Linked DNA regions of Mus musculus: region 2 is linked to region 1. The links are chromatin loops, found by intact Hi-C in ENCODE. Cell type or tissue: left cerebral cortex. All regions are shown on one strand. Each heading gives the region's core, and the rest is flanking DNA. Links, peaks and the distances in the headings are about the cores only.

The links. Peaks named below come from ENCODE experiments on the same cell type or tissue, not always from the same donor. Only the 100,000 strongest peaks of a DNase experiment are listed, where the experiment ranks them.
Region 2: a loop joins it to region 1, with 4 times the contacts of the local background. A loop is called at or near these places in 9 of 42 quality-filtered maps.

Annotation. Positions count from the first base shown.
Region 1 is chr4:46,033,555-46,044,016 of GRCm38, reverse strand. It overlaps Tmod1 (tropomodulin 1), which reads right to left and starts at 4,795. Exons shown (of 10, transcript NM_021883.2): 1 at 4,708-4,795. Tdrd7 (tudor domain containing 7) reads right to left here. Exons shown (of 17, transcript NM_146142.2): 17 at 9,252-9,721. The coding sequence ends at 9,501. In left cerebral cortex, for the core only: CTCF peaks have their summits at 2,707, 2,918 and 4,762; DNase peaks (open chromatin) are centred at 3,260, 4,054, 4,293, 4,921 and 2 more places; H3K4me3 peaks cover 3,043 bases; H3K27ac peaks cover 3,265 bases.
Region 2 is chr4:46,086,954-46,097,415 of GRCm38, reverse strand. Tmod1 (tropomodulin 1) reads right to left here. Exons shown (of 10, transcript NM_021883.2): 5 at 6,481-6,570; 6 at 5,147-5,277; 7 at 3,400-3,507; 8 at 338-481. Among named protein-coding and RNA genes, the nearest start is that of Gm52729, 15 kb to the right of the region's middle. In left cerebral cortex, for the core only: a CTCF peak has its summit at 4,611; DNase peaks (open chromatin) are centred at 5,275, 7,438, 7,800, 8,020 and 3 more places; H3K27ac peaks cover 5,366 bases.

The sequences.
Region 1 (10,462 bases), core at 1,034-9,033:
CCCCACCCTCCCAAAAAAGAGTCAGCATCGGGAGAAAGTGCATGTGTGCATAGGCGGACGAAGATCAGCACCGCTTTATTGCGGCTACATGTTAGAGGCATTTAGGCTTATTACTGACGGCATAGTCCAGCTTATTAGAAATAAACTACTCTCTGGAAATTCACACTATTGAGCACTGTCTTGTACCCATCAAGCTAGAATCTGCATATTTCCAGAAAGATTCTATATGGTTGAGATGCCCAGTAAAGAACCATTGACATAGAATATGAAGACTCTAGTTCCTCAAGTTTATAACCCTGGTCAGCAATTCGAGACTCTGGAATATGCACCCCGATTCCTGCTGGGGTCCACTGTCTAATTATAAAACACAGGTATGGCACCTGCTGTCTCTCCTTTACAAGATCGTTGTGGGTTTCAAATGGCATGATTGATGTCATCAGCTGCTCAGCGTGACAGGGCTGACAGGGGCTGGGAACTTGACAGGAGACAGGCCAAGTCTGCTTCCTCACTCATGGAGCCAACTGCCTGGTGGATGGGAAAACATGTAAAGGCTGGGGGCTGTGTACCGTGTGCTCGTTGTGATGCCTTGGTCGTTCACCCATTCATTCCTCTGTCAACCATTTATTAGAACCTGTACTGCACTGAACGGTGATGTTGATACCACTACGTATACACAGGAGCTACTAACCCTGCCCTCCAACAGCCTCCTGTCTGCCCAGACGGAGAGGCAGCAGATAGGTCAGGTTGAGCATGCTGGTGCTCTGGGGGTTCGAGGGGAGCAGCATCCCAGGCAGAGGGAGCATCCAGGTAAAGGCAGGGAAACATGTCTGAGCCTTGAGAAGGTTCAAAGAATCTGGGGCAGGCATAGCAAGGATTTCAAAGTACCGTGGGACCAGATCCTGTGAGATGCTAAGAAATCTCAGGTCTTTACTAGGAAATGGGGAATTCCCCCCAAAAGAACATTGAAAGGACCATGGCTCTGCTTTGGGAAGCTCTCTGAACGGCAGCATAATCCCCCTTTTTAAGAAACTCTGACAATAGCCTGGGGTAGAGACGCCTAAGTCCTTGACTGCAATGATGAATGTGGACCTTTGAATGGATAGGAGCTGTAAAGGAAGGCAGCGTCTACTGAATGGCCGTGTGGAAGGGAGGCTCTGCCTTGGTGCCTGGGTGGACCGTGGCTTTGTTGACTAAGATGAGAACACAAGAAGATGGACAGGAGAGACCAAGGCTAGGTCTGCTGAGGTTGAAACATCTTTGGGGAGCTATTACTGGCGTTGTGCAGTATGCAGGGGCCCAGGGCTAACAGAAATGGGAGAGGGGGTGGGGCAAGAGGCCAGGAGAACTAAAAGCAGCTGCACAGAAAGGCTGAGCAGTAGATAAGCCCATGAAGAAGTCAGAGTGAGGCCAAGAGGCGTCTGCTTTCCTTGGCTTGTTTGGGCACTGGAGGAAATGTCCAATGGTTACTGCCATGGTCCACTACAGACGTCTTTAGCAACAGCCCTGTGGCGCTACTCTAATATCCTAGAGTAAAAGGCAGCCTGGTAAAGGGAACACGGAGTATAAAAAGGACAGGGGCAGAGGGGTGGGACCTGTCTTCTTCTCCACTTCCCACCCTCTCAGGCACTGTGATATGGAGCCTGTCCTCTCCAGGAGGGCACAAGGGACGTGCGTGCTTGAGTGTTTAGCATTTCTATCAGACAAGGACCCAGTGCCTCGGCCCAGGAGGCTCCAGACCACATCCTAGGTTGATTCCAGTGAGCTCATTCTTTCAGAGGCTGTTGCCATCATAATAAACCAGAAGACTGTATAAAACAAAAGGGAGCCAGCCCCCCCCCCCCCCAGCGCTGTGGGAGTGACTCCTGCTAATCCCAGGAAGCAGGCCCCTGGCTTTAAACTGATAATGACTCCTAGCAGCCAAATAATTGATCTAGCTGGTGTTCTGGCTTTAAGGGAAAGTGAACTGGCCTCTTTAGAAATGTTGGCAGCCTGGGCTGGCCCATTAGTAAGACTGAAAAATCAAAACACTGTCCGGAAGAAGCCATATGACTGGGCTCAGCAGAAGTCATCAATAGATGACATCATCTCAGAAGTTAGCAAGCCAAGGTCATGGGGCCCCCAGAGCAGGGTCAGCTCACCCTTCACGGCTCACAGATACTGAGTCAGCCAGGGGACACAGGGGCCCAGACCAGAGCCTGCTTCATTCTAACTCCCCCCCACCCCCAAGCCCCCCCTTTATTTTTGCTCAGCAAAGTCTAGAGGGTTGAAAGCCACTTGCAAAGCTGGTGACATATGGCATGTTCTTAAGGAAGGACCTCAATCCTGCCATGGGCACACCCCTCAGATTCTCTTACACTCTGTGGTTGCCCCTTGATTTGCCTCTACCACTTATGCTGGCCATGTCACAAACACTGAGGGCTGCCCTCTGCCCCAGCTCTGACTGCCTTTCTCATCTACGCTCTGAGAGAGTTGGGAGCTGTCTCTACTTAAGCTCCAGCCTCTGTCTCCTTAACCACATCCTCACAAGGTACTGGGCAGGGTCTAACGAAGCTCAGGGCTTGCCCATCATCACTTCCTATCACAGCCTGAATGAAGTGTCCACTATGGCTAGCCCTGTTGTACACAGGGGGAAACTGAGGGCACCAGCTTGGTCTCCAGCCAATCCTAGTTTTTAATGCTCGGCTGTGCTGCAACCAAGTCCCCAATGCCTACCCTGGATTCTGACGGAGTCTCCACACTTCTCAGCATTCTATCCCTGTGTAGTAACTGTGCCCACCTCTCCACTAGGCTCTTGGAAGGCTGCAGCCCCCTCTACCCTCACCCCCCCACACACACACACACCTGGACTCCTGGGGTCCTCATCCCAGATCTGGTGCCCCAGATCTCCCCTGCACTTCCTTTTTCTCCAGCTAGAGGGCTTCCCAGAAGACTTCCAGCCCTGCCTCTTCTGCACTCCAGCGCCACTAAAGACCATCCTGTCCACTAAGGTCATTTCTCAAGGTCACACTGAGTGGGTAACAGAGCCGGGGCTGGAGCTAGGGGCCTGAACTCCTGGCCATTCCCTTTATTGCTTAGAGCTGACACCACCTAGTCCCTGTGTTCTGTAGTTAAGCTGCAGCCAAGAGCCCTGCCCAAGAAGGGAGAGAAGGTGTGAGACTCTGATAAGGTGGGCTGGGCTATTTTTAGAGGGCTCTAACTTCCCACTTAGGATGCGAGGCACCCAAGAGCCAGTGGCTGTCTAAACCGTGGACTGCAAGGCTAGCTCATTAGAGAGCAGATGCCAGAGTGACAGGCGCCCTGTCTTCACTCTGCCTGTTTGTTGTGAGGTTTGAAGTCGGTGAGAATCTTCCTATTGGGTGATTCCCCTTTCACTCATTTATCTGTGAAGCCCGGAGATAGCTTTAGAGAAAACGGAGCGATCTTCAGGATCTATTACTAGACTCTCCACACTATTACTCCAGCCTGGGAAAGTCCCAGACATTAGCAGATCACAAAAGAGGGGTGCAGAGTCCCCAAACCTGCCAGGAAAGGTCGGTAGAGACAGGAAAGGCAAGCAGACTGCAGTGGGGGTTGGCATGACCTTGAGCAAAGGGTTCTGAAGCCCTTACAGGGGCAACAGTGGGACCCAGGGTGAAAGATAAACCCTGTGGGAGGGAGCCCCCACTAAGAAAGAACCCAGAATCTGGGTTTAGAGTCTGGCTCTGCCAGGTCTTCGGAATCTCATGGGGAAAGCTGAGAGAGGTAACTAAACAGAGAGCTGGGGAGGTTCCGGGTTAAGGGAGTTATCACAGGTGCCACACAGGGAACTGAATTGCCTGAGCCTGCCCAGTTCATTTGGTCACTTGTTTTGCCGAGGTGCTGCTAGCAACTCAGCCTAGAGATGCTCCCAAACACCCCAGGCACACTTCCCAGGCTATTCCGAGGGCCACAGTGGGTCCTAGGCCAGGATTTGAGTTCCAAGAGCCACCAAAGTCTCTGACTTTTGCAGCTGTGTCCTCAGCATCCTTACCCTGCCTGAAACTGCAGAACAGGTGCAGGGGAGTGTAGGCAGTTCAGAGCACGCCCTGGCCACTCTCGTGGCCCCGGGTACCATCTCTTTGAAGGACCCTAACTTCACCTTACAAACAGGAAAACGAGATCCAGAAAAGAAAGGAGGGTTGCCTAGGCCGCCCCTCAAACTGGAGACAACCAGTGGCCTCCTGCCTCTACCTGGTTGCGCGCAGCGAGGCAAGCGCAGCTGGTGCTTTAAACCTCAGCTAGTTCCAGCAGTTTGGGAAACTTTTCAGGCGCCGGCCAGATCGGTGCTCAGAGGACTCAGCGTCCCCCGAGCGTGTATCCCCTTCCTCCCCAGACTCCCAGGAGGGCTCGTGACCAGCTCACAACGTGCCAATGCCCAAGGCACCCCGGGCGGCTCCCAAGGTCCCCGGGAGACCAGGTCTAGTGCCCCGGGCGCCCTGACTAGGGTTGGGCGCATCAGGCTGCAGGGACGCTTAGCGCCAGCGACCCGATCATCAGGCTGGGGAACCGGACCCCGATCCCCGAAGGCCACCCGAGGCGGCGGCTATTTATAGAGGGAACCGTGCTCAGTCCCTTCTCAGCGGCTGCGACAGCTGAATATTTTGCCCAGATATGGCTGCGCCCCGGCGCGGCGGCAGGGAGCCCCGCGAGGCCGAGGGGGACCTAGGGATGGCGGGCGGGGGGTCTTACCGGGATGCGGGGTGGCGCGAGCGCGGGCGGCGGCAATGAGCGGAACGCGGGGCTTGGCGAGTTCCCTGGCGGCCGCGGGTGGGAAGCCGGGGGCGGGCCCTGTTCTGCTGTCACCGCGCCCCGCCCCAACCCGCCGCCCTCCCCGCCCTCCTGCTCTACCAGGGGCGACAGGGTGCTGCGCGGTCCCCGGCCTGGGAGCAACACTCGCTATTAGGATCTAGGGCCACCCCAGCCCCGGAGGCAGGGGAATGTGTGGTTCCCTGCCTTGTTCTCGGTTTCTCCAACTTGATTTTATGCTACGTTGGAGGTATCTGGACAAAGTCGCGCAGATCTTTACTCTCGTCTAGAATGTTCCAGTAAAGTCAGCACAGCTACACCTAGCTTCCTTTGAAGAGGCAACCTGTCCCCTCGGCCAGGACTGGCACGGGCCCAGGGCTTAATAACCATCTGTGGACGTGCAATTCCAACGCAGAATTGAACGCCTTCTCCCTACACAGCATTGAGACTGGAGCGTCCGAAATCACCACTTAAAATAATCGGAATGAAAGTTCCTCCTTCTTAAAAGGCTAATGTGTTCTCTCCAGAACAAACCACTTAAACCCAAACCGAAGCCTTTAAGTGTTTCAATAAACAAACGGCTCCTACCAACGAATCCAAACAGGCACAGGGAACATCTCCGTTGGATTATCCTACCGTATTTTTTGGTGAGGGAAATCTTAATTCCTAGATGCCTAAGGAGAAACGCTGAAAAGTATTTTCCTAATGCATTACTGTATTATAAAACCCTCGCCCTATTAAGAATGTCCTTTTCAAGGGAGAAGTGGGGTGTATTTTTAAACAAAGCAGGGACTTACTATTCCCAAGGACTTATTTTTAAGCGTTTTGTTGTGGGTGTAAATACTTTCAGGGCACATATTAGTGTGTAGCTTTCTGAATTTTATAGTAAGAACACCTGTGCAAGCCAACCAACAGCCTGACCCCGCTCCCCAGTCACCCACCTCTCCCTTCTAAGACACTGTTTTGTGGACCCTTCCAGAAGTCTTGCCCTTATTGTCAGGTTGGTGCCTCTTGCTCGCTGCTGAGGCTAATTTGTGACGCACCATTCTTTCCTACTGTTCAATTTATAGGTTTCATCCCCAGCGAATTTACCATATGAACATAATATGGTATTTCCATATGAATGCATCCTATTTTAAAAGTGTACTTTGCTAGTAGTGGAAATTCAGAATATTAGTGTGGCTCAGATTATTCTTTCTCATGGTCTGCAGGAAGCTGAGTTGGAGAGTTGAGTCTCTAGGAGAGATGAGCAGAGGATTAATGCTACTTGCAAGTGGTTCCCACTTAAGTTAAACCACTTCGGTTTAACAAGAATTGCTACATTGTAGCTACACTGGTAGAGAGGAGCCGCATTCATTGAGGCTTTGATCCACAACACCAATGCCCTGTGTTCACATTTGCTGACACCTTTTTGTTTATTGGCCAGCTGGATTTTCTTTTTTTGTGAAGTGTTCGTTCAAACTTCTTGCCTATTTTTACCGAAATACCCAATATATCAACACAATATGGACACATACCATATACCACATATGTAATATGCAACAGTGCGTATCCTTCCACTTTGCTCTTTCTCCTCCAGCCTTTTAAAGACAGCTGTCTCTGGCTCCCAGGTGCTCTGCCAGCTGTGTCTGGTACTTTGCTACCTTAGTCTCTCACAGGCAGGGCTCTGGTCCACTGGGAATGGACTCCGGACTTCAATACAGGCTAGTGGCTAAATTCATGTGTGTGTCAAGCGACCTCACATCACACTAATTTTATCCTTCCATCAAAAAACATAAATGCTTTAAGAATGGAAATGTTTAAGTCAGGGAAATAGGAAAGGCTTCCTTTGGTTGTGTACAATTCAGGGATCTGTGTTCTTTTCTGCTGCTGAAAGACATGGCTATAAAAATCATGACTTTGCAGCTATTGGATGGAACACAGGGCCCCCAATGGAGGTGCTAGAGAAAGTACCCAAGGAGCTAAATAGGGTCTGCAACCCTATAGGTGGAACAACAATATGAAATAATCAGTATCCCCAGAGCTCGTGTCTCTAGCTGCATAAGTAGCAGAAGATGGCCTAGTCGGCCATCACAGGGAAGAGAGGCCCCTTGGTCGTGCAAACTTTATATGCCTCAGTACAGGGGAACACCAGGGCCAAGAAGAGGGAGTGGGTGGTTAGGGGAGTGGGTGGGGGAGCATGTGGGGGACTTTTGGGATAGCATTTGAAATGTAAATGAAGAAAATACCTAATAAAAACATTTTAAAAAATCATGACTTTGCCTTAACTCAAACATTTATGTTCTGGAAAAATTTTTATTTCATCATAAATAATTATTTTAATCACTGGCATAAGTATTCTTAAATCTTGCTATTTTGGAAGAGTTTTTATTTCATAATAAACAATTATTTTAGTTAGTGGCATAAGTGTTCATGAGTATTTAAAAATACATTTTTTAAAAGCCAGAATACTTTGTTTGTTTGTTTTGTTTTGTTTTTTTCAAGACAGGGTTTCTCTGTGTAGCCTTGGCTGTCCTGGAACTCACTCTGTAGACCAGGCTGGCCTTGAACTCAGAGATCTGCCTGCCTCTGCCTCCCAAGCGCTGGGATTAAAGGCGTGTGCCACCACGCCCGGCTGGCCAGAATATTTTTTATACATTTAAGATGGAAAGCTTTAAAAGTCCTGGTCTTTTCTTTTCTAGTATTGCTTTCCCTAGTTTTTCTCAAATAAAAAGATGACTTTAAGAAAGTTTGTCTCCAGCCTGGTTTTCTCCTTGAAGTCCACTCACTTCCTATTCCCAATAGCCTCTGAGCATCTTCCCAGCAGTCTACTAGTTCAAATACAATGTGCTCAACCCAGACATTCACCTTCCACTCAGGCCTGGGTAAGGCACCAGCCTGGGTAAGGCCTGACTTTGCTTTGCTCCCACGCCTCCTGTATCTATGCTGTCTATGCTAAGATTCTAATTAAGAACTTCAGGATGTCTTCAATGTGTTTATTATTCCAGTGCTCTGCCCTTAGTCTGGGGGTTTCTCCACCTCATCCTAACCACAGCTAAAGCTTACAATCCACCCACTCGCCCGTCTGTCCACCAGTAAGCCAGCACATGCTGCACTGTCCAAAATGTCATTCTGTCTATGTGGATGACACAAGAAGTGATCATGTAACAGTTACAGAATCTAAAATGGTCTGTCCTCTTCCTGGTTCCATGATGCTGTGACATCCCATAACCAGTTAGCCAGCAATCGGCAAGGGTGGGAGTACAGACTGTATGCATGCTGTCAGGCAGTACAATTCAAGAGTCATCCGTCCATGAGCAGGTATTCATGGTGTGCTACTGGATAAAGAGATGGCTAGGAGTTGTCCCAAGGGGCCGTCATACTTGAGATGACTAAGACAGACAACTAGCTGGCTGTCTACTCTTAAGGTGCAGTGATACCAGGACCTGGAGAGGCATGCTCACATTTCACTGGAGAGCCACGCCTGGGGTAATCCCAGCACTCTGGAAGCAGGAGGATCTCCAGCCTGGACTATATAGCAAGACCTTTCAAAAAAGGACCAGGGCCAGCTCAGAGGGGAACAATCAAATCACTGCAACTATTGCAACGTCAGTAGTTCCGGATGGTGGCAAGTGGGTCCAGGCTCCAGGGGAAGGTCCAGGTAAAGCCAGGGTAAAGGACAACTGGAGAGGACAGGGCCAGGGAGGGAGAGTGTAGAAAGCCTGGCCCTCGAGGCTGGACAATGATAAGCCACACAAGGTTTGGGGTGAGGGCGGATGAGACGACTGAGCAGATAAAGAAAGGCACTTGTTGCCAAACTGATGGCTTGGGTTCAATTCTTAAAGACGATGAAAGGGTCAAGAACCAACTAGCTCCTGACGTTTCCCTGACTTCTACGTTGATCCATTTGACATGAAATAAGAAACACACATACACACTAACAATCTTTTTTTTTTTTTTTTTTTTAAATTTGAGACAAGGAGCCCCGTGCTATAAGTGGCTCCTCCTTTAGCAACACTGAGGTACCAGACACTGAGAATAAATATTCTGCTTTGGGGACATTTGCTACATCACTACACCAGAGTGGATCAAAGTGAAATCATTACATTCTCGATTTGTTCGAAATGACCCCAACCTTGCAACGCAGACATCAGTGAAAATGAATGCTTTCAACTTAGGATCAGAATGCCTCGAGACTACAAAGCTAACACATCAACTTGGCACAATTACGGTCATCCGAGAAGGAGCCTCAAGTTAAAAAATGTCTGCATCAGACTGGCCTGTAGTCTTGAGTAATGCCTGATGCAGACGGGCCCAGCCCCCTGGGTCTGTGGTCCTGGGTTCTATAAGAAAGCAGACTAAGCAAGCCCCGGGGAACAGCCAGGAAGCAACGCTTCTCTGTAGCCTGTGCTTCGGTTCCTGCCTTGCTTTCCTCTGGAGAGGGTTTTCCTCGGAAGTTTCTTTTTGGCCATGGTGTACAAAAGAGAATAGAAAGCAAACTAAGACATCAGGTTTTATATTGCTAAACATTTTATTCTAATATTATATTAATAATTCAAGTGCAATTTTTCTTTGAAAAGTCAACTGCATTAAACAAAACTTGTTAAATATCTTTCATCAAACAAAGCATATTCTTTTCAATCCTCCACAACAGTCAGAGCCATGTAGTAAAAATAAGATGTTTTAAGACCCTCCTACACATTTTGTATTATTGCTTTGAGAACAATCTCATTAGCGGTCAACATCTCAAGCAGTGATTAATTAACTTTCGAAAGCTCTAGCAGATACTGTGACATAAAGTCATGAATCCAGGTGTCAGTGTCGGGCAGCGACGTGTCTACGAGATAGAGCACCACTTTCCGGTCCCAAGGATTAGTGTGCTCAACAACTGTCTGCACCAACGCCACCAGGGCTTTCTTCTCCACGTGATTTCGAAACACCATCGAAGCCTCCTCCGACCACTGGCTGCACTTCACGCCTAGGAGAAGACAGGGGGTGAGGGGGCAGTGAGTGGCCACTCCTGCCTTTCTCTGAGCCACTGGGCGGGAGAACTGTTTAGTCAGTTACAAAGTACTTCAAGTATTCCAGGTTAGACCTGCCTACGGCAGAGAATAGCAGCCCAAAGCTCCTCAGCTCACAGCTTGTCTATCGTGAATAAAGGTGAGACTACCTGCAGACACATGTTCCCTTTGAGACGACCGTGCTGTGTATAAAGCAGGGTAGTGATGACCACACCCATTTCCTATACCTAAATTATAAAGTTTTAGAATTGAGATAGCTAGGGGAAAATGTCAGGACCAACACTGAATTAACAGAAAAGCGTGGTTATATGATCTATGTACACTGTCATTTCTTGCTTTTCTTTTTAAAAAGACTTATTTATTTTATCTATATGAGTACACTGTACCTGCCCTCAGACACACCAGAGGAGTGCATCAGATCCCCTTATAGATGGTTGTGAGCCACCATGTGGTTGCTGGGATTTGAACTCAGGACCTCTAGAAGAGCAGTCAGTGCTCTTAACCACTGAGCCATGTCTCCAGCCCCACACTGTCATTTCTTACAACAACAGAGAGCCATAGAGAAGAGCGCAATGTTTCATCTGAGCCCATGGATCCGAGGAATGCTCAGGCAGGTCTTACGCAGGCTCCCTCTTGCCTACAGCCATCCTGCTCCCCATAAGAGGGACTCCTGGGAGGAAGTGAAGCTCACAGTCTGG
Region 2 (10,462 bases), core at 1,171-9,170, 53 kb before region 1:
GCTCCTGATGGTGAGCCCCACGGTTTGTGGGATCTGTGCACTCCATGTCTCAGGTTCCTCAGCAGCACACAGGGCTGGGTTCGCTCGTCCTGGGTCTAAGAAAGGACACTCTCAAAGCCAAGGCATAAGGCTGGTGCTGAGGAGAGCCCCATCACTAGGGGACACATACAGAAGTTGGCAGAGCACATGGCTAGAAAGAAGGCAGCGTGATGGAGGGTCTGGACAGGAACACAGTAGACTCTGGGGCATCTACCATCAGTGTCCTCTGCTCTGCCTAACCACAGGTGCTGACTACCCTGTGTGGGGAATGGCATGAGCAGACCACCGCCTGACTCACCTGGTTATCGATTTTCAGCTCGACCAGAGAAGTGTTGTGGGGGAGAGCTTCCACCAGGCGCAGGATCCCAGCTCCAGAGATGAAGTTGGACTCCACGTTCAGGGTCTTCAGCACCTTGTTCACTTTCAGCATTTCAGCAAGGGCCTTGATGGTGAGAGAAAAGCAGGACTTTGTGAGTTACCCTGGGCAAGGGTTGAGCAGATCCACAAACGCACCAAGGGGCTCGGCCGGAGAGTCTCAGGCACTACCTTTCTAAGCATAGCTCTGCCTCTGCTCTCCTGCAACCTGCCCTGGCTCCTGAACACTCCTGCTGGCATATGCTCATCAGCACGTCTGACCTTTGGCCCTGCTTCTCCTCCCCTGTGCAGCCTTGGCTCTTTGGGTGTACTGCATAGACCCAGTGCCGTCCCTGCCCCGAGCCTTCCTCTGCTTCATTTGACCACTTGGAATGTTCAGTTTCACCTGTCAAGCCTTGTTCATCCTTCAAGGCCTTTCTCAATGCCTCTGGCTCCCAAGAGCTTCGATGATATCTCCAGCTACCCAGGGCCTGCTCTCTGGAATCTTGCAGAACTCACCCACAATTCCTTCATGGAACCTACATTCTTCAAATCCATTTGTTGTTGTGGTGGTGGTGGTGTGTGTGCATGCATGTTCACTGATATGCAGGCATGTGTATGTATTCATCATATTCATGTGTTTGTGTGTTCACTAATGTGCAGGTACATGTGTGTGCATGTGCATATGGCAGTCAGGAGACAATTCCAATGTCATCTTCATAAATGCCATCTTCTTCCCTTAAGACGGTCTCTCTTATTGGCCTGGGGCTCATCTGCTAATCTAGATTGGCTGGTGAGAGGGCCTCAGGGATTGTCCGGTGCCCACCTCTCTAGCATTGAGATTACATATGAGCCACCGTGATCAGCTTTTTACATGGTGCTTGGGATCTGCCTCAGGTTCTTGTGTTTGTAAGGCAAGCCCCTTACCGACTGAGCTATCTCCGCAGTGTCCCCACGCCCTCCCATGTTTCTCATTAGCATGCCTCCACCACTAGACTATCTACCCTCTTGGGCTGAAAATGTACCTTAATGTCTGTTTTTTACCACACAGTGGCCAGCACATAGTAGGTCATCAAGTGGTGATCACTGTGACCCCTGGGGAGTCTCCATCTCCCTTTGTGTAAGCTCAGCTTGTCTCATCTATGGCCCTGTTGAAATGTCACATAGTCTTCCTCTGAACCCCAGAGAGTACAGGGCCAGCTTGCAGAGTAGGGCTCAGATGGCCCTCAGCACGTTTGAGAGGGATCTGGCTGGCGGGGAGCGGGGGCTGGGGGTGTGTAGATGACAATCGGAGCCTCTGAAGGAAATGAGGTAATTAGCAGCTGGTGGAAACGATGTGTCATGGGGAAAAACGATACCAGCAGCTGAGAGGCCTGAGACACCGTGATCGTTGTGCCAGGGCGTCAGAAGTGATGCCAGGAATGGCTGCCCCATTGTGTTCCCCCAGCTTGCTGAGCCCTGCCAGAGGCTCCACTCCCAGGAAGCCTTCATGCTGACACTATCTCTCCTTCTTTGGCTCCTTCACTCAAGCATGGCTTCTCTCTGACCAATGGTTGTCCCCCAATCGGTGTAAGTGGCCTCTCTGAGCCTCACCAGCAATACCCCCTCTCCCAGGAAAAGCCTGGCCAGCCCATTGACCCTATTTGACAGTCAGTGGACAGGTGTACCAGGCCATGGGCAGGCTGCTAACTGGACAGGCCCTGGAGTCTGGTTGTGCCATGTGCCAGATCCTGTGTGTTGGGTGACAGTAGAGAAACAGAGGGAAGGAGACATGCACCAAGGCAGTCAATGATGGCTCTGGCACCTGGTCTAACAACAGGCCAGAAACATTTCAGCACTTGGTAATAAGTATGCAGGTATGAAGGGCCTGCCACCAGCTGTCGGCCTGGCATGGAGTCCGTGCCCCCAAACCTTCCGTGGCATGGAGCTAAGTGCCAGCACTCCGAGCCTGGTTTCTGAACCATGAACAAGTAGTACATGGGGTTTTGCCAGCTATGTCACTACAGACAGACGCAGGATCCACTGAGGACAGAGAGAGGACATAGGTCTAGACACTCCCACTCTGGCAGTCTGTGGGCTGCCTTTGTCCCCCACTGTGAGCCCACTCAGTTATTTCAAAACGACTAAATGAAACAGTCTTACTTCTTTTAAAATGGTGAAGAGATCTGATTGTTACTCCATTCCCTATCCCCCTGGGAAAGTTAATTCCTGCCTCTCCCCCTGCTCCCAGAGGGAGAACAGCCACACTGTGCTGTGCCATTCTGCTGTCTTCAAGGCCAGACAGATGGGTATGGTCATGAATGTGGGACAGGAGGCTGGCTACAGTCAGATTCCCAGAGTCTAATTCAGGATTATGCATAGATTGTTAAGAAATTTTTACTGGGCATTTCAAAAATGAATGGTTATTTTATAATAAGTACAATTTACTTTGTAACATGGTTTCTTCATTTGTTTGTCGAGAGCCTCATGTAACCCAGGCTGGCCCCAAGCTTCTGATCCTCCTGTCTCCACCTCCCAAATGCGATCACAGACATGCACATCACCATACCTGGCTGACTGGCAGTTATTTTTAGAGACACTGGTAAAGGTAAAACTGGTCCCTTGGATTCATTAATGAGGCCAGTGTTTGAGAGATGGGGAAACTGAGTCCCTGAGAAGGGTCCGAGCTTTGCCTGAATGAGAATGTTGGGTGGAGGAGGACCAGCTGTGGAGGTCAGAGTGACTTTGCTCGATGCCAGGTCTGCTTTTCTCTTTTTGTGTATGACTTTGGACAAGGCCAGTTGCCTAACCTCCCCGGTAGACCCACCTTACCGGGAGCAGGTAGTTGCAAGGATTAGCTCTGGAGTGAACACAGGGCATTGTGTGTGGGCTGTCTCATCTGTCTGTACCCCCTCCTGGCTCCTAGTGAGTCTCCTCCCTCTCCACACAGAACTCCTCTCATCAGTGGGACCAGGCCCGAGTCCCCAGTGACTGACTACACAGCAGAGCAGAGAGGTCAGGACATACAAACGCCACAGGGTCATTGCTGCGGGTCCCCACGATGCTGAACTTCTTCACATAGGAGTTCTCTTTCAGGGCTTCTGCATATGCCTTGAGGGTGGGTATGGGAATATTCTGCAGAGAGAAAGTCAGAAAAGTGAACAGCAGCCTTGCATGGGCTGGGGTGGGGGTGGGGTAGTGACTGCCGGAGAGAGGGGACAGTAGCTCTGTCCCAAATGCTGGCTGGCTCCCTGCTGGGTCCTTGTGAGTCTCTGAATGGGCCATGAGGATGAGGCTCAGAGGATCCTCCAGTACATGGATTGATAAAAGCGCCCCTGAAATGTTCAGACAAAACCCACTCTCTTCCATACAAGGGGAGGCTGGAGAAGAGGCAGCACTCAAGGCCCGGGGCTGGGAGGGATGGTGTATAAATGTTGTGGACTGGGAGAGGGGCGGGGCTGGACCCTGGCTTCCACTTAGTGACTAGCAGAATCTGACATGCAGTGTGACACTGGGGGGACCCTCTTCCCTTCCTTGGGTCTGTTCTGAAAGACAGAATGGAAAGATACACTGACTTCTCTCTGAGACATCTGTCCCAGAGGGTCTCAGCACTGGCTACATGTCTGTGGGTCCCAGGGGCAGTTTATCCTGCGTATGTGCGGGCCAGCCCCAGACCATCACACACAGAACCTCAGAGGCCTGGGCTCTGGTGTATGCTTTTTACTCTCTTGGGTGAAAACCTTATCTATGTCCAACTGTCTCTTGGCACAGAAGGGAAACTGAGGCCTCAGGAGTTCAAGCCCTTGGCCGAGGCCTCTCATTGGGCTTTCACTACTTGTGCCTGCCTGTCTTGAGGCAGTATTAACAGTCCAGGACATACAAGGATTGTGTCAGCATCTCTCACAATGCAGACAATGGAAGCACAGAGAGAAAGAGATGGAGACAGAGAAGCCATGGCTATACTTCCCAGAGCTCTCATTTCAAAGTGTCACCTAAGCCCCCGTGGGAGAAGAACAAGGAGCCAGGTGGAGGAGAAAACTGGGGTGCAGGTTTCCAATCTGATTGTGTTTGGAACTGGCAGCCACTAAGGAAAGCTGAGAAGAAAGGAGGGGGCTGGCTTCTTGTCTTACCCCTCTCATGGCTAATGCCAGGGCCTCAAGCAGAGCAGAGGGGCAGGGAAGAGCAGGCAGCTATACTTGCTTCCACATTCCTCCTGCACCCTGCCCTGGTGGCCACAGAGGAAAGCAGCCACAGAGCTACAGCACACAGCTTGGGTCTTTCTTGGGGGCACCTGCGCCAACATCTCCCTTCCCTGACTGTAAAATAAGTTTGAATATAAGCAAGATCCAGAGGGAACTGTGATGTCTCATGGGGTAGCGGGGTTTGTGATCCCCGAGTCTTTGTAGTACAGGGCTTTGCCAGCCTTGAAGTCCCGTGCTGCAGTGTGGTTCTGACTCATAATTTTATCACAGAGAATCTCTGTGTTTTTTGAACAATGTGGCAGGTGTCCAGATCAAGGCTGGCTTGGCCTGTGGTAGACTTCTGAGCCTGGCATTGTCCTCAGAAAGAAACCAGGACTGAGAGATTTGCCTGTTGACACTAGTCATCCATGAAATGCTCTCCTGATCTAGAAATACCCAGATCTAAATATGCATTTGGACTTGATGATCTATATTGCCTGGACTGCTGGCATCAGTATGCCTAGACAACCCTCCCTCCCCCAAATGAAAACCCTTACCCCCAATACCCATGAAGTAAAATAGCAGGACTTTACCCGGATGTTGTTAAGATTAACCTCTTCTAGTTCTGGGTCATTGTTCTTTATTCGCTCCAGCGTTTCCTCTACGTCTGTTGAATTTGGTTCTTCATCAGGCACAGGCTTGTATTGTGTGGGTTTGATCACACCTTCGGTAAGGAATTAAAAGGAGCTGGCTCACAGAAACATAGGAGTCACTTTCTCCCAACAAAAGGACTCCCTGGGGAGAAGCATTGGTTGAACTCAGGGTATAAGGGAGACAGCGCATTACAGGGGGTACCAGGGGGTACCAAGGGCTGCAATGTGTTGGAAGAAGTCAGGGAGAAATCCAAGAGGTTGGGTTATCCCAGGATGCTGCAGTTCTTACAAGACCTGGAGAGTCTGACTCTCAAGCATTTGTCTGTCCAGGGGGGATGGTATTACCACCAGCTCATTATCTCCAGTGGTCTCCCAGGGGGGTAAGCTGAGGGCCGGGCTGGGAAGAAATGTAGTTCCCTTCCAAGAGGAAGGATCCGTATTCCTTTGTCACCCTCATTTTCCTCTGGTTCCAAACTGTCATCTTAGAACAATGCAGTTGAATAATTGAAACACTATGACATCGGCCCAGGAAAGGCCAGAGGGTCTCAGGGGGACAGAGGAGAGAGAAACTGAAGAGAAAGACAGAGTTCTCAAGAACACACTTTTCAAAGAATATTGTTTGGGGGTGGGGAATAGATAGCTATCAAAAATTTTAACTAAGTGTTTGTCTCACAAGCATGAAGACCTAAGTTCCACTCTTGGAAGCCATGTTTAAAAAGGAAAAGGAATCTTGGTGCAGCAGCCTGTGCCTGTAGTTACAGTACTGGGGAGGTGGGGACAGGGAGATCCCAGGAGCTCACTGGGCAGCCAGTCTAGCCAAGTCAGTGAGTTCTAGGCTGACTGAGAGACGGTCTCAAGAAATAAGGTGGAGAGCAACCAAGGCAGACACTGGCCTTTGGCTTCCACAAGTACACACACACACACACACACACACACACACACTCTAAATGACGTCGAATCTCATCCCGTTGCACAGAAAATATCAATTTTGGGAGGAATAAGACACCTAATATAAGAAGTGAATCTCTAAAACCTTTAGAAGAAAACGTGGCATTGAGATGAAGAAGGCTTTGATAACAAGACAAATACCCAGCAGACTTAAAGGACAAGATGAAGAGATTTTCCTAGGTAAGATGTGCAGTAAGCCAGAGTATCAGAGGCACCGCACTGAGATGCAGGAGGAGGCGCCTCTTTTCCAAGGTGCCCTCTGTTAGCCAGTCTCGGGGCCCTGCAAGGGGAGGGGATGGCAGCCAAGTGGGGCTGTGGATACTCACTGTTGAGCCCCTCCTTGTTCACGATGGAGCTGCTGCCCAAGGCTTGGTAGTACTGCTGGTTGCTCATGAGTGTGTGCATGCCCAGGATAGCTGTGGGGACAAAGGGAGGTCTATGACTCTGCTCCTGCGGTCAGAAATATCTCCCGGGGACCCATCTTCCACATGCTGGGAGCTTTGCTCACAGAAATGGTAAGAAACATGTACACAAAAATGTAAAACTGTGGGTTATCATCATTCTAGCTTTCGTTCATGTGATTCTCAGACACCCAACCTCCCTAGACCTCTCTTTGGTTGTGGCCACAGATTTCCAGATCTCCTTGAGGTCCAATGGGTACACCCACCCAACACAACCCAACAGAATGAGTCTTTTCCAAGGAGGGCATTTCTGTCTTCTACCCTGTCCCTCAGACCCTTTTGACCTCCTGAGGTCTCTCAGGTTGTCCCATCTCCCTTGTCAGTACCTCTGCCCTGGTTGAAAATCTGTTCTTTTCTCACTGCCGTCACCTTACAATGGTCCCATTATAATCTTTCAGTCTTGTGATGTTATCGAAAGTGTTACACGTCAGTAGGAGCTGCATTGTGACTTACATCTTTATCTTTTCTAGGCTGGAGGCATCTGATAAGATACCCAAGATTCTAGATCAGGTCAGTGAACCTGAGCTCAGTCAATCTACCATCACCAGGAGAAAAAAAAACCAACATGGCGGCACCCTCAGTCAGGAGTGCTGTTGTGTTCAGCCAGGCAGTAAGTGCATCTTGATTTATGAGATTTCCAACTTAGGGTGGAACCCATCAGGCCATTGCCCCATTGTTCCTGGAGAGACATCTGCATTAACAGAGCCGTGTTACCATGACTTTAGTTTCTTCCTGCTGTCTACTTCCCAACACTCAGCATAGAACAGCCAGAAAGATCTTTCTGGAGATGCCAACACAGCTTCATGACTACACGCTAATTCTTTCGCTCATTCATTTCTTTGGCATTTGCTGAGCACATTCACTGTGTGCCAGCTCAGAGGAACTGAACTATGAAAGGCAGGAGGTCTGCCCATGTAGTTTACGACCTAGTGGGCGCAAGCAGAGCTGAGCAAGGGCCAATCCAAGCAGAGCTGAGCAAGGGCCAATCGTTAAAGCCCTAATAAGCTCAGGAGGGGGTCAAGTGTCTGAAAGAACATCCTGGAAAAGCACAGCAGGGGGCTTGGGAAGGGAAGGATGATCGATCGATCGATCGTTGGCCAAGTCAAAGGAAGGCAGGAAGAAGGTTGCAGGCGGTGCAGATGGTGGGTGGTGAAGCACAGACGCACACCAGTGGAGTTGGAGGTTGGGAGAGACGGGGAGAGGAACAGGTTGGGTTGGACAGGTGGTGGGACAACAAGGATGACCCCCCCCTCCCAGTAGGACATACGCTGGGCCAGAAAAGACCTTTGGGTCCATGATAATTCCTTAGCATAAATATGCCCTGTTCAATATTTGAGATAAATGATTCCAAACTTGTGGGCCTTTTTCCAGGTCTTGAAATTGAGCCTGGGAGCTTATACCATGCTTGGCAAGGGCTCTAATGCTGAGATATATTCCCAACCCTCTTTTTACATTTTATTTTCAGATAAGATCTCACTCTATTGCCCAGGCTGCCTTTATGTAGCCAAGGCTGCCTTTGAACTTTGATGTTCCTGGCTCAGCCTCCTAAAGAGCTGACATTACAAAGCCTGTTTATTTAAAACTCAAACTCAACTGGATAATCTATATTTTGTTTAACCATCCTATCTCTACAACGTCAAGATTTGATGCAACTCTTTCTCCTCTAGGGAGCCTTCTTAGATTCCTCCCCCTTTCTCTCAGTACCCAGTATTCTTTTTGTTTGTTTGTTTGTTTTTGTTGTTGTTTTTTTCAAGACAGGGTTTCTCTGGATTGCCCTGGCTGTCCTGGAACTCACTCTGTAGACCAGGCTGGCCTCGAATTTAGAAATCCGCCTGCCTCTGCCTCCCGAGTGCCGGGATTAAAGGCGTGCACCACCACGCCCAGCTCCCAGTATTCTTTCTATGCCACAGTGAACCTCAGTACGAAGGTGGTGCCAGGACACCTTTTTTTTTATGCTTTCTCTGCTGGGCTGTGGGCTTCCAGAGGTCAGGGGGGGATATTACTACTCTTCAATCTCCCCTGGACTATAGTAGGCATTTGGTAAATAGTTGGTGATTTGCTTTCTAATTTCCATTTCAGTAGATAAGTTTTTTAGGTAGAGGGATAATAGGACAGGCATTAAAGAAGACATAGGAGTTCAAGTTCTGGTCCTCACTATGTCCTCCTCTGTGCCATCCTCTGTCTGACCTCCTGTGTCCAGCCAGCGTGATTTAAGACCCCAATCACAGCTACATATGCAGACCATCTGGAGGGCTCTAAAACAGTGTCACTGTTACGGACTGAGGGTTACAACTTCTTTGGATTGCTTTTTTCTTCTCTCTTCTCTCCTCCTCTCTCTCTCTCTCTCTCTCTCTCTCTCTCTCTCTCTCTCTCTCTCTCTCTCTCTCTCTCTGTGTGTTGCTATATAGCCCAGGCTGACTTTGAACTCACGATTCTCCTGCCTCAACCTCTCAAGTGTTGGGATTACAGCCATGCCCAACTATGCCTGGTTCCTTGAGGTGATTTTGGTGCCCCAATGGAAACTGAGAACCAGAAGACGAGATGATCTCAAAGTCCCTTCTGCTTCTCTCCCCTAGGAATCTTCTCAGCTAAAATTAGCCTCGCCGGCTCATCACCGTGGAGGGCTGGGGAGAGAGAGAGAGAGAGAGAGAGAGAGAGAGAGAGAGAGAGAGAGAGAGAGAGAGAGAGAGGCAGCTGTTGCCTTTCCAGCTCTCGAGGTTTTAATTTAGGCTTTGTCCCTGTGGGCTGAGGGAGCAGCGGGGGCTGAGTCAGCAGGTGAGTCATAGCTCCTCCTCAAGGCAATCTTCCAGGGAGGTGCTCCTGCCTACCCCACCCCCACAGCAGAGCTCAGGTTTGCCTAGGTTGGGATCATATGAAATATACTACTTTTTTTTTTATGTCTGTTTTTGACTGAGAGCACACACAGAGAGGTCAGGGAATAAATAAATAAGAGTGCAAAATATAGTTGGTGCTTGGGCTCCAGCATCCTGTGAAGGGATTAGACAGAGGCACAGAAGTGTGTGAGGGGACTAGGAGCAAAGAGGCGTGGGTTGTTACTACTTTTTTTGGTGACCTTGTAGAGGTCATTTCCTCTTTGGGATCCCTGGGTTTCGAATCCACAAAACAGTGTGTGCTTGAACGCCTAACTCTCACCTTCCCGAGGGACTTGGCAGTGGCTCAGCGATTCTTACATTTTTAGCCTTCTTCTGAGTTCTAGAATAAGCATTCTGGGGACTGTCAACCACCCTCCCACACCTACCGGGGACATGGTTTGATAGGTGACTCCGCAGAGATGCTCCTAGTATAGAAGGCAAAAAGTACTGTGTCTACTGGACCACCAAGAGCTCTAATGTCTAAAAGAGCCCCTCACCTGGAGAATTCTGGGACTAAGAGCATATTTGGAGAGATGGTTTTTACGTGCTGATAGCGGGCTGAAGAAGGAAGGGCACCACTTGGCAGATCATAGGAAATTTGGGTTCCTGAAAGGAAGGAAAAGTGGGGGCGGGGAGAGCCTGGCTCAAAATCGTCATTACTAGCCTAGTGGCCCTAGGAACACAGCGTGGCTTTCTCTCTGGCTTGTTTTTGTGCCCCCAGGAGCGTTCGATGCAAAGGAAACCCTGATGTCTTCTGTTGCTTCCTTCTTTGTAGGTCTCAGCCGATTGTTAGCACCAAGGAACTTGACTTTTTTTTCTCCTTTCCGCCCCCCCCCCTTTTTTTTTTTTTTGTAGATCTTCCTCAAAACTCGAAAAGGACTATTTTTGAACTCTTAAAAAAGAACATTGAGTTCAGTTTCCTCTCTCTGTCTTGGCAGGGCTCCTTCCGTTTGTGAGTCCACTCAGAATGCAGT